Linked DNA regions of Homo sapiens: region 2 is linked to region 1. A link is a loop called in an ENCODE intact Hi-C map of the cell type or tissue named here. Cell type or tissue: Panc1. All regions are shown on one strand. Links, peaks and the distances in the headings refer to the core of each region. The heading gives the core; the rest is flanking DNA.

Region 1 (6,293 bases), core at 577-5,576:
GATACCTCATCTCTACAAATAATAATAAAAAAAATTAGCCAGGCGTAATGATGTCCACCTGTGGTCTCAACTACTCAGGAGGCTTAGGTGAAAGGATCACTTGAGCCCAAGTGGTCGAGGCTGCAGTGAACTGTGATTGAGCCACTGCACTCCAGCTTGGACAATAGAGTGAGACTCCATCTCAAAAAAAAAAAATCAGCTTAATATTGATTTTAACACTCATTAATATAACTTATTTACCTCTATCCTTTATTTTAAAAATTATTAAGATGACTTGTGAATAATGAAACATAGTTTTAAATACTCTAAAGCTATATTGTCTAATATGGTAGCCACTAGCCACAGGTGATTTAAATTAATTGAAATTAAATAAAAGTGAAAATGCAGTTCCTCAGTCACACCTACCACATTCATGGGCTCAAGTTACTTGTGGCTACTATACTATACAGTGAAGATATAGAATATTTCTATTATCACAGAAAGTTGAACCATTAAACAATAGTTCTACTGACCTATAGTTCTGCCTCATTTCTGAAAAAGCGCAATGATTCATGAGTCAAAGTTGCCACTAGACAGCATTAGCATACATTTAAGAACCACCAATCCACACATCTTTTTATTTCCTGCCTCTACAGTGTTGTTGAAAAATCCTTCTCTCTTGGTTTTGCCTTGGGTGGTAGGGAAAGAGGGAGCCCACCCAGGAACCCGCGGACGAATGGGCCAATCTTTGCAGATGCTGTCAACACCCTGCCCAGTCCCTGGCTCTTTTGACCTCAGTGTGCACCAGCCACTTTCCAACTGCCAGTATCTCCATTTCTTTGACCAAGACCTTTTTCAGAAGCTGCTGCGAGATACATTCTGCCCATACACCTGGCAGGACAAAAGTGCCTGGGAGTTGACACCCAGTAAAAGAAGCCTTCTACTATTGATGAATGGAAGTTGGTGTAAAAATACTCTAGCTCCCCGCTGCCTCAAGTAGAAAAATCTCTGAGTTGTGTGTTTTGCAGCATTTTCCAGAGTGGCCTGTCATGGTAGTCGACTTAACAGTGCACCCTATATTGGCGATTTTGCCTTTCCTATGTCACTTTTTCTCACCTCATCTGTTTATTTGCATCTCCAAATAAACCCCTTGTGTGCAAGTCCTTGCCTAAGGATCTGCTTTTGAGAAAACCTAAACTTAAGACAAAATCCAAATTAAGGGGATGGGGGAGAATTAGAAAGAAGAGGGGCTTATAAGAATAAAGAGAATGAACATTTACAGTGTATATCATTAGATTGCAAACTTCTTCAGAGCAAGAACTGTGTCTCAATTTTCTATTCCTAATGTGTAGCACACACAAGGCCCTCAGTGAGTATTAAAGCGTACAGTGTTTCACACACGTGATTTCTCTGATACCCCAACAATCCTATTTGGTGGCTATTACAGCCATTTTTCAGCTGAGTAAATTAAAGTTCAGATAATTTAAATGAATTGCCCAGAGTCATATAGTCAGTGACAGTGTTCAGCCTGGAACCAGGGTTTCAGACTCTAAGCCGTATGCTTGTCCCTGTTGCTGGTGCCACCCACTTGCTGGTCATCCCATTGACTTGCCTGCGGGCCTGTTAGCTGGCCTCAGCTTCAGGAGACCATTGCAGCACCATGTTCTGTGCACCCACCTCTGCCTGAATGAACAGAGTGAAATATGTCATTTATTTCTGCTTCTGCTGTGTTGTAAGTGTGTTTTCAACATTATTTTCAGAGACCATGGCTCTTTATCTCTAGGCTTGATCCTAAAAACAATTGTGAAGAGGACAATGGTAAATTCCCGGATTCCTCCAGGCTCATCTGTGGCAGTGCCAGTCTCTCCCACACTCACCCTCTGAAGTCTCAAGGACCTGTGTTGTCACATGTGGCCCAAGCAGTTCCAAGACTCTCGAACCATTAAAAAGAACTTCTGCACTCCAGAGAATCATTCCGGGTTCTGCCCTCTGCCTTCAGTTCCAAATCTTTTGCTCTCTGAATCTTCTACTGAATTATTGGCTTGATTCTTGATTGGAGGTTTATTTCAGGTCTGTGCCATAAGGATATTTTCAATTTAAGGGTAGTTTGAGGTTTCTATCAAGCTTGTCGGGTTTAGAGGGTGAATGCCTGAGTTAGAATTCATTTCTATAAGTTTACTTTAAAGGAGAGTGTAAGACCTTGGGCAAATTATTTCATTCTCTGTTTTTGTTTCCTGATCTGTAAAATACAGATATTAAAAATACTCATTCATTTAAAAAGTGTCCATAGGTTGTTATGAGGATTACGTGAAATAACCCATGTAAAGCACCTGGTCTGTTGTAAACACGTAATTACTATAAGATACTATACCTTCTGTGTATACCCTCTTTCTGCCCACCTGTCATAAGCCCCATTCAGACTCTAGGAAACCCAAACCCATCATTGATGGGGCGGCCAGGGCCTCAGTTTATACAGAAATGGAATTTAGCTTAACATGTTACCTCTTTCAGGATTGAAAGGAACTCTGGGATTTAAGATTCCTCAACCCAAGGCATACATTCTAATGAGAAAAGTTTAGAAAGAAAGCCCATTTGTGAGTGAATGCTGCAAGATGGTAGAAAGCATTTGCCTCCATGTAAAAGCCAAGCAGTTTACCTCCCAGTTATTCAGCGAGGCCATGCCAAATGCTCAGTGTAGGTTAAACACCACATCCAGCACAGAAAGGTGGCAGATACATTATGACAAACACATGTATATGTGTGTGTCTTTATAGCCCAACTCTGCACAAAGAAAAGGTGGAGCTTACTCAAATAGAATAATTACAAGCTGAGAGGATTTGAAAAATAAAAGTCATCTAGTAAGCTCTATTTGTCTTTCTTATGTGGTTAGCTATGGGTCTACTATTGATTTCTTATTAACAACCTTTTATTTTTAAAATGGAGACTGTATAAATCTATAAGACTGCTTTCCCTGAACCAAAACCTTGGGTACAAAATCTGACAAATGTTTTCCCCCCTACTTTTTATATTCATGCATTTGTAAAGCATTGTGAATGCTTATAAGTTAAATTCCACTTGACCACATATTTAATGAAGCACCTAGTAAAGAACAGAACATAAATATCTAAAATGGGAAAATCACCAGAGAATCTGAATACCAAGGCAAAAAACCTGAAGGGATGGTGCCATAGTTTCTTGTCTCCTCCACAGCAAAAGCTCATTTTCCAGCTCACAGACACTTTCAAACTGGAAGGATTTTGAAGAAAAATCTGCTACCATCTTTTCTATATCCTGTGATAAACTACAGTTCTCATGAAGACAAAGAGTTTGGTCACACAATTGGAGCTGGCAGAAACATTTTTTTCAGCTCCTTATTACCAAACAAGATGGAGTCAGTCAGTGTTCTGTTGTGAGAAACTTGCCTTTCAGTCTGGTTGGTTTATAAGCTTTTAACAAACTGTCCTGAAGATGGCGCCACGTGCTTAGCTATGTTTTCTACCTGTATCATTTGGTGATTTCTGAAACCACTGTCTAAGGAACATACACAGACTTATGGGAAGATCTGTAGGAAATGCCACCTTGAAATGATATTCCTGTGTTAAGTATAGATATAAAACTAAGTCACCCAAGGAACAATTTGATTCAATTATCTTTAAATTTTCAGTTAGGAGAAGGAATTACGGAAAACAAATACAGTCATTGCTGTTCTGAGGTACATCAGTGGCATTTTCTGAAAGCCAAATTCCATCTCTAATCTTGTACTTTCTCCTTTGTTCCCTATTTGTAGCCATCCATCAAGTGGTCGAAGTCAGAAATTTGAATGACGTCTTTGATCCTTCTTTCTATTTTAACCTTCCGTACCAGAAACTCCACATCCCAATCAATCTCCCAGTCCTATCTGTTCTAATCCCTAAATGTCTCAGTTGTGTCCATGTCTGTCTCTGTCCATTCCCACTGCTACCAGTAAAGTTCAACAGCACCATTACCTCCTCCCTGCAGTATTGCACGAGTAGGTTAACTGTTTCCCCTTTCACACAGCTTGCTCCTCTCAATCTGCTCTCTTCATCTAGAGTGATCTTTCAGAAAGATAGACCTGATCATGTAATGCACCCCCCCACCCATTTACAATCTTCTATGGCTCCCTAGTGCTTTCAAGTAAAATCCACACTCTTGTAGTCTACAAGCCTTTTTTAGAATCTAGCTGTCTCCCAGTTTTCTAGCTTCATCTTGCAACAACAACTACCCCACTTGTTGTTTAACTTCGGTCATAAGATTTCTTTCCAGTTCCTAGTATGTTCACATCAGGATTGTTTATTTTTCCTGATCCTGCTTGTGCTCCAGCAGCAGCTGCAATTTACTCCTCTTCTATAGGCATAGCCACCACACCTCCATCTATCTAATTCTGGTTCACATTGTAGATCTCAATGAGAACATTATTTCTTAATAGAAAGAGTTCACTAGAGCACATTAGGACCCACCACTCTACGACTCCATAGCATCATGTACTTTCCTAATTTTAATAGGCATCTCATTTTATCATTATTGTTTATTTTCTCCTCTATTATAAACTCTGTGAAGGCAGGGACGATGTTCTTACACAACATTCTTATAATGTCCTATAAGGCCTTTATATCAGTCCGTTCTCACGCTGCTAATAAAGACATACCGGAGACTGGGTAATTTATAAAGAAAAAGAGGTTTAACGGACTCACAGTTCCACATGGCTGGGGAGGCCTCACAATCATGGTGGAAGGTGAAGGAGGAGTAAAGGCATATCCAATATGGCAACAGGCAAGGGAGCTTGTGTAAGGGAACTCTCCCTTATAAAACCATCAGATCTCTTGAGACTTATGCACTATCACTAGAACAGCATGGGAAAGACCTGCCCCCATGATTCAACTACCTCCCACAGGGTCCCTCTAATGACGTGTGGGAATTATGGGAGCTATAATTCAAGATGAGATTTGGGTGGGGACACAGCCAAACCATATCAGCCTTATATCATCTGCCTCCCTCACGTTACCTTTCTGACTTTGTCAGCTGAGACTCTCCTTTATTTCTTTGCTTCAGCCTCCTTGCTTGTTCTTCTAACTTGCTTCCTCTAGCTTGGCCTTTTTGTTTCTTCTGTAACTGCCAGACATGATCCTGCCTCAAGGCCTTTGCACCTAAAATGCACTTCCCCCAGATTTCTGTGTGGCTCTCTCCCTTACCTGCTTCAAATTTTTATTCAAATGCAACATTCAGCGTAGAGTATTTTCTGACCATCGAATCCATTCCCCCTACCCACCGCCAATGTTCCTATCCCTCTCCCTGCTTTATTTTTCTCCTTAGCTCTTATTACACCTAATACATGTATCAGTCCATTTTCATTCTGTTGATAAAGACATACTGGAGACTGGGGAGAAAAAGAGGTTTAATTAGACTTACAGTTCTGCATGGCTGGGGAGGCCTCAGAATCATGGCAGGGGTGGTGAAAGGCACTTCTTACCTGGCAGCAGCAAGAGAAAATGAGGAAGATGCAAAAGTGGAAACCCCTGATAAACCATCAGATTTTGTGAGACTTATTCACTACCACGAGAACAGTATGGGGGAAACTGCCCCCAGGATTCAAATTATCTCCCACCAGGTCCTTCCCCTCCCACAACACATGGGAATTATGGGAATACAATTCAAGGTGAGATTTGATTGGGGACACAGAGCCAAAACATATCATTCCACCCCTGACCCCTCCAAATCTCATGTCCTCACATTTCAACACCAATCATGCCTTCCCAATGGTCCCCAAAGTCTTAACTCATTTCAGCATTAACCCAAAAGTCTACAGTCCAAAGTCTCATCTGAGACAAAGCAAGTCCCTTCCGTCTATGAGCCTGTAAAATCAAAAGCAAACTAGTTACTTCCTAGATACAATGGGGGTACAGGTATTGGGTAAATACAGCCATTCCAAATGGGAGAAATTGGTCAAAACAAAGGGGTTACAGGCCCATGCAAGTCTGAAGTCCAGCGGGGCAGTCAAATACTAAAGTTCCAAAATGATTTCCTTTGACTCCATGTCTCATATCCAGTTCACGGCGATGCAAGAGGTAGTTTCCCATAGTCTTGGGCAGCTCTGCCCCTGTGGCTTTGCAGGGTACAGCCTCCCTACTGGCTGCTCTCATGGGCTGACATTGAGTGTGTCTGTGGCTTTTCCAGGCACATGGTGCCAAGTGTTGGTGGATCTACCATTCTGGGGTCTGGAGGATGGCGGCCCTCTTCTCACAGCTCCACTAGGCAGTGCCCCAGTAGGGACTCTGTGTGGGGGTTCTGACTCCATA
Region 2 (6,293 bases), core at 744-5,743, 640 kb after region 1:
AGAGTAATTAGCATATCCATCACCTCTATCATTTATCATTGTGTTGGGAGCATTCAAAGTCCTCTTTTCTAGCTATTTGAAAATATACAATAAATAGTGTTAACTATAGTCCCTCAAGAATGCTATGAAACACTACACTAGAACTGATTCTCTTATCTAGCTGTAATATTTTATGTCTGTTAAGCAACCTCTCCCTACCATCCCTTCTCTCCTGCCCTTCCCAGCCTCTAGTAACCACTATTCTACTCTACTTCTACCTTTAAGAGATCATGTTTTTTAGATTACGAGTGAAAATGTGTATTTCTTATGGCTAAATAGAACTGCATTGTCTATATATACCACATTTTATCCATTCACCTACTGATGGACACTTAGGATGATTCCATTATCTTGGCTACTGTGAATAGTGCTGCAACATGGGAGTGTAGATATCTCTTTGATATACTGATTTATTTTCCTTCAGATAAATACTCAAAAGTAGGATTGCTGGATTGTATGGTAGTTCTATTTTTAGTTTTTCTGAGGAACCTCTGGACTGTTTTCCAGAATGGCTGTACTACTTCACATTCCCATCAACAGTGTGGGAGTGTTTCCCTTCCTCTAAATCCTCGCCAGCATGCATTGTTTTTCATTGGTCTGATAACAGCCATTATAACTGGGGTGAGAAGATATCTCATTATGGCTTTGATTTGCATTTCCCTGAAGATTAGTGATTTTGGGCACTTTTTCATGTAGTCATTGGCTATTTGTCTTCTTCTTGGAAAAATGTCTAGTGAGATCATCTGCCCATTTTCAAACTGGATTTTTTTTTCTGTCATTTTTCCTTGAATGACTCTCTAATGTGAGATTCTAGGCAGAGTGAGAAACTGGTGGAGTAACTCAAGGTTTTGTGGGGGCTGGATTTTTTATATTCTACAAATCAGACATGAATATATTGACTCCTTTCCTTTATAAACAAGAAATGATTGCACAAAGAATTCACCTCCACTGACCTGTCACCTAGATTTTCTTCAACTATCTGATAACCCCAGACCAGTATGAGCCCAGTATTCTAGGTGGTCTAGCCAGTAACATTGCAGTGGTTTCAAGAGTCCAAAAATTAACTTAAATATACACCTAGGGGTTGGGGTGATTTTGAAAGTCCTATACACATCAGCACTTTACAGTACCCTGGAAAGTCCTGGAATCAAACACTCCTGCCTCCTCCATACACCCTATGCCCAAATCTGGAAATCCAAGTTTCCAAATATTATGATTATAGGATGGAGATGGTGGCATGGTTTTTAAAGTTTTTTAGCCAATTATAATACACAAGTTTTTTAGCCTATTCTGATAATCACTGACCAGTTGTGTTTCTGTTCATAAAGTTTTCATGCATAATTCAATGGTGACTATACTGTTATTACTTGAATAAGACATATAGTACAAGTTTTCTATATATGAAATGCTACCATTTTATACTTCAATCTGATGCATGCATGATTTGTTATAATACAAGTTCTGCATCTAAATATAGGTCCAAGCATGCAAAATAAATAGCAATTTTAATTTTGGTATTCTCTTGATTTTGCTAGTAACTGTTTTAAAATTAAACCATTTAAAATGAAAACACAAGCTAAGGATGGCTTCATTTATTAAAGATTTCTTCATCAAAATTTACTGAACACCAATAATGCACTAAATACTACAGCAAAGAGGCTGCTGGGATTTGGGCAATCATTTATCTTTACCTAAAGTTTGAAAATCTGACCAGGTACTTCTACTTTGATTTTTATGATTTAAACTGAAACGCTGGTAAACAAACTAAGCATGAAGCCTATCTTCTTGAATTACAATTGTTTACAATGCACCTCAATGATATGAGTAAGCCCTTCTAAAGTTGAGATTGTGGCAAATTTTTACAACACGGACAATAAAGGAAAAACAATTTTTCCCTTTATATTTATAAAAACAATATTGCCAAATAAAGAGGAAATTATATTTACCCATAGTTCCTTTTTTTCTGTGTATTCTCTTAATCTTTATTTTCCAACCTTTTTAGAAAGGTTATTCTCTAACCTTTTTTTCTATGTATTCTCTTAATCTTTATTCACAAACATACTTTTTACATAGTTGTAACCTGTGTATTCATACAATTTAGAGGAAATCACTAGTTAAGGCCTAATATAAAGAATTTATGCAGACTTCTCTTTAAGGAAATTATACAGTGTAAAACTTACACCATAATCCTCATAGACCTAAGAGTTTCAACCATCAGACCAAATTACAACTTCCTTTCCTTCCTTCTCCACTTGAGTAAATGAACTAATACGAGGCTCTCTTTAGTTTGAGTTCACTGTCCCTAAAAGAGTATATGTAAAATATTGTTATCTTCTTGGTTGCTTAGCATTATTTTTATGCAATCATTATAAAATCTTAAAATTATGAATGCAGATTCTCAAATCTGCATAAAACAATTTAAAGTTATTATCAAATGTCTTTTGCACAAGTAATTTTAGTACTTTTTCCTGTATACACTTTGCTTTTTAAGTTTTCTGGTATAAACGTCCCCACAGTAACTTAACCAACTATCTCATCGTTCTTATTCCACTCTTGTTGAGCTTATTGAATAAGGAAGGCATTAATACAAATGACAGACTTCTTCAAAGGACATCTGCATCTAAGTACACCATAAACACCAAAGGAAAGGCAGCATTATCTAGGTAGAGTAGGGTCTGCAATGAAAGAAGTACCAGTCTGGTTCCACCATACATCGACTGTGATTCATCTTGGTCCTATCGTTTTTGCCCCATGCAATTCAGGTTAAGTCTACTGTAAAAGGAAGATCTTATTAGCATTCTAATTCTTTGTGGATATGATGGCAAAAAAGCAAGAATATTCATAAGCATTTCAACATCCTCAGATGAAAGATACTGGATTTTTTAAGCAGAAGATTTCATTTGTTATTAATATTCATTAGGATAAATACCACTTATTACTAACTTGTCCTACTAAAACATCTCTGTATCATTCTGGTTAAAAACTATAAATGAGTTTACCTTTCCAGTACGTTTCAAGAACAAGTCTGGAGAGCATGCTAAACTGTTTTCATTTAGTGACACACTGACATCTAGTGGAGATTTATGGTGTGTGAAAGGATATCACACACCCAAAAATAACCACAGTTCTGATGGGGCAGAAAGAAAAAGCACCTTTTTGTTTTTTATGCAAGGCATCAAGAAAAAGATTTTTAAAAGATTAAATAAATGTACATTTCTTGTATACTTAAGTTTTGCTTGTTCAATTAGAAACACTCGCCAATTCACAAAACATAAAAAGACGGAATATTAGAGGTGGGAGTGGTGAAAAACTGTTTCATGTTGTGGTTTGAGAGATCCCAAAAAATATCCCACTAATTCAGAATCTAAAGGAGCAACATGTAATTATGTGCTCACTTCCTATTTACTTTTTATAGTGAATGCAGGCAACGGTGGAGGGAAGAAAGGAAGAAGGAAGGGGAGGGGAGGAGAAATGAGGGAAGGGGACATAGGAGGCAAGCCTTCCAGGGTTTCCACTACATCCCTTGAATTAACTTCTGCACCTCCTTGTGGTTAGAATTTTATTAATTCCAGAAGGAAAGCTCCTTTAAGCATATATGTAAGCTATATGGCATGTCACTAAGCATTTATTTAAACCTGCTCATTTAATATACTGTATTTACTTTGGAATAAAAATATAAAACAAAATGTTTCTATTACCCTGGGCTTTCCCAATGCAGCAGCATCAGTAAAAACATGGCTTCTGTGTTTGCTTTCTGTCCTTCCACAGGTAACAAGAAATAAATGCTAAGTGGCCCCAGGAGGAAGTCAATTTAACATCTGCATATTTTATTTAACATATAATTATTTTAATTAGGTAAGATTAACAATTATTCATTGGAAAATTATCACAATCATATCATATCAGGTACAGTACAAATTAAATCTAAAACGGTGTCCCCTCCTCCCCCTTTAGGGAACCTGGGAAGGACTCAGAGTGCCGATGGTGTATTTGATATACATCAGCCTATTTCCTTGTTTTCTATTGAACTTCAACCACTGGATGGAACTTCTTTACACCACTGTTTAATTGCTTCATTATTCCAGTGAGCAGGCAAGGCTGAAGAGGAGGAATTCTGGAAGCTGGAATAAAGAATTTATATTTGTACTGCTGTGTGCTTAGCCTCTGGTTCTGGAAGACCTTTCCACCACACCTCTTCTGAAAAAAAAAAAAAAAAAGAAAGAAAGAAAGAAAGAAAAGTGAAAACATCTTACTGTTGGCCTGGAGGAAACATGGAACTAAAAGAAATCCTCGAGAACTAGGAAATGTATGATTTTTCTCGCGAAGAATGTGTATGACGTTGTTCCTGCCACACCCAGAATGCTAAATTCTTTAATTCACTCTTTCAATTATGTCTGGAAATAAGAATCATCATCCAGAAATCATTAGACCAGCTCTCAAGTGTAAAATCCTAAAAATATATATATTCTTTTTGAAACAGGGTCTTGCTCTGTCATCCAGGCTGGATACAGTGGTATGATCATGGCTCACTGCAGGCTTGACCTCCTGGCTCAAGCAATCTTCCTGCCTCAGCCTCCCAAGTAGCTTGACTATAGGTGTGCTGACTATGCTTGGCTAATTTTTAATTTTTTTTTTTTGTAGAGATAAAGGTCTTGCTCTGTTCCCCAGGCTGGTCTTGAACTCCTGGCCTCAAGTGATCTTCCTGCCTCAGTCTCCCAAAGTGCTGGGATTACAGGCATGGGCCACCACACCTGGCCCTAAAATAATCTTAAGGCAGCCATGTTGCTTAATTATAACCAAATGTCCTTAAATAAATATGCACCACTGATGGTGTTGTTAAATTTTTAAAAAGAAATATACTCACTTATTTCCTTCTCAGCAATTAATAAACTTCAATCTTCAGAGCCCAGAGACAAAAACAAACAAACAAAAAAACAACAAAAAAAGATGCGACACAACCTATTAGCACAAGCAAAAACAATGTTCTAACAGTGAAGCTTCATGCTGCACTCAAATGCATAATTATCCATACAATTTAAAATTGTATATTTTATTGCTTTAAAAGTCTTTCAGATACTTTACACTGCCCACTGTTTTACCACGAAGTAAATTTTCCTTTCACTACATTTCTGCAGCGTTGTTCATTGTTTTTAGTTCAATTACATAGTTGAGAAAATTCAGGCCCAGAGAAGTAAAAAGAAAAAAATTCCTTGCTACAGAGCAAGGCAGCAAATAAGGCATTTGAAAGCTTACTCTATTACAGGCTGGTGGTTAAATTAATTAAACTATTCTGGCTCTGGAATTCAGTATTCTAAAGACCCAGAAGTCAGATTTAAAATATCAATTATTATTGAAGTGTTTTACTCACTAAAAAACTATTGTGATAAATCAATGACCTATAATTACTCCAAAAATATAACTAACATTTAAAAGTTGTGATCTCCATATTCATTTCTTTCAAGAGAAAGTGTCAAAATGTGTTAGGCCCCAACCCTTGGTAATTAGTTTTTGTATAAGTGTAATATAGATTTTATTGGGTATGCTCTATAGATGGTGATTTTAAAGATTTCCCAGCAGGATCCCAACTTTGGAACTAAGGCTGCTGTCCCTACAGTGCAGAAGAAGCAGATTCCAGTGATTCTCAGATAATTCACTAGTTGTTTGCAGGGGGGAGGGGGCACGTGTTTGTGTATCCTCCTAAATAGGTCTTCTAATTCCATTTTCCCAGGACATGCTGCCAGGTCCTAGACAGGAAATGAGTCTTCCAGACATGTCCAAAGTTGCAGATTCTAAGAGGTGGCTATTCAAAGATCAGTCCATGAGCAGGTTACATAAAATGAATCTAGAGATGTGGTCAGAGTACTTGTGCACAATATATTTAATCTCGGAGAAAGAATTTACAGTAATATTATAGAATCAATATCAATATTCCCACCACCAGAATCAACCACTTTTTGTGATCTTGACTTCCCTGGAAATGTTAAGAAAATAGAGCCAAGTCTGACTTACAGAATCTGAGGAAACTTTATTGATCTCTTTATACTTCCAGCATTATGAGAGTAGGCAATACAATGTTTTAACCCAACCAAGCTCAAAGGAGTAAACCTTTTTCCTGAACCATAAATGGGCTGGATGTTTCCTCCACATTATAGTACCATCTCCTAAATCATCCTTTATTCACCTCCATGACAATAATAACCCACAACTCAGTGCAGGATGGAGATGCTTTTGCTGTTTCTCTTCAGAGGTCCTCA

What was found. A loop is a pair of places that touch in the nucleus more often than their neighbours do. Peaks named below come from ENCODE experiments on the same cell type or tissue, not always from the same donor. Only the 100,000 strongest peaks of a DNase experiment are listed, where the experiment ranks them.
Region 2: a loop joins it to region 1, with 6 times the contacts of the local background. A loop is called at or near these places in 50 of 110 quality-filtered maps.

The regions. Positions count from the first base shown.
Region 1 is chr2:181,712,380-181,718,672 of GRCh38, reverse strand. No RefSeq gene overlaps it. Among named protein-coding and RNA genes, the nearest start is that of NEUROD1, 35 kb to the right of the region's middle. RefSeq lists an enhancer at 3,518-3,567. In Panc1, for the core only: CTCF peaks have their summits at 3,242 and 3,444 (motif pointing right); a DNase peak (open chromatin) is centred at 3,462; H3K27ac peaks cover 406 bases.
Region 2 is chr2:181,074,139-181,080,431 of GRCh38, reverse strand. No RefSeq gene overlaps it. Among named protein-coding and RNA genes, the nearest start is that of LINC01934, 47 kb to the left of the region's middle. In Panc1, for the core only: CTCF peaks have their summits at 2,935 and 3,139 (motif pointing left); a DNase peak (open chromatin) is centred at 3,081.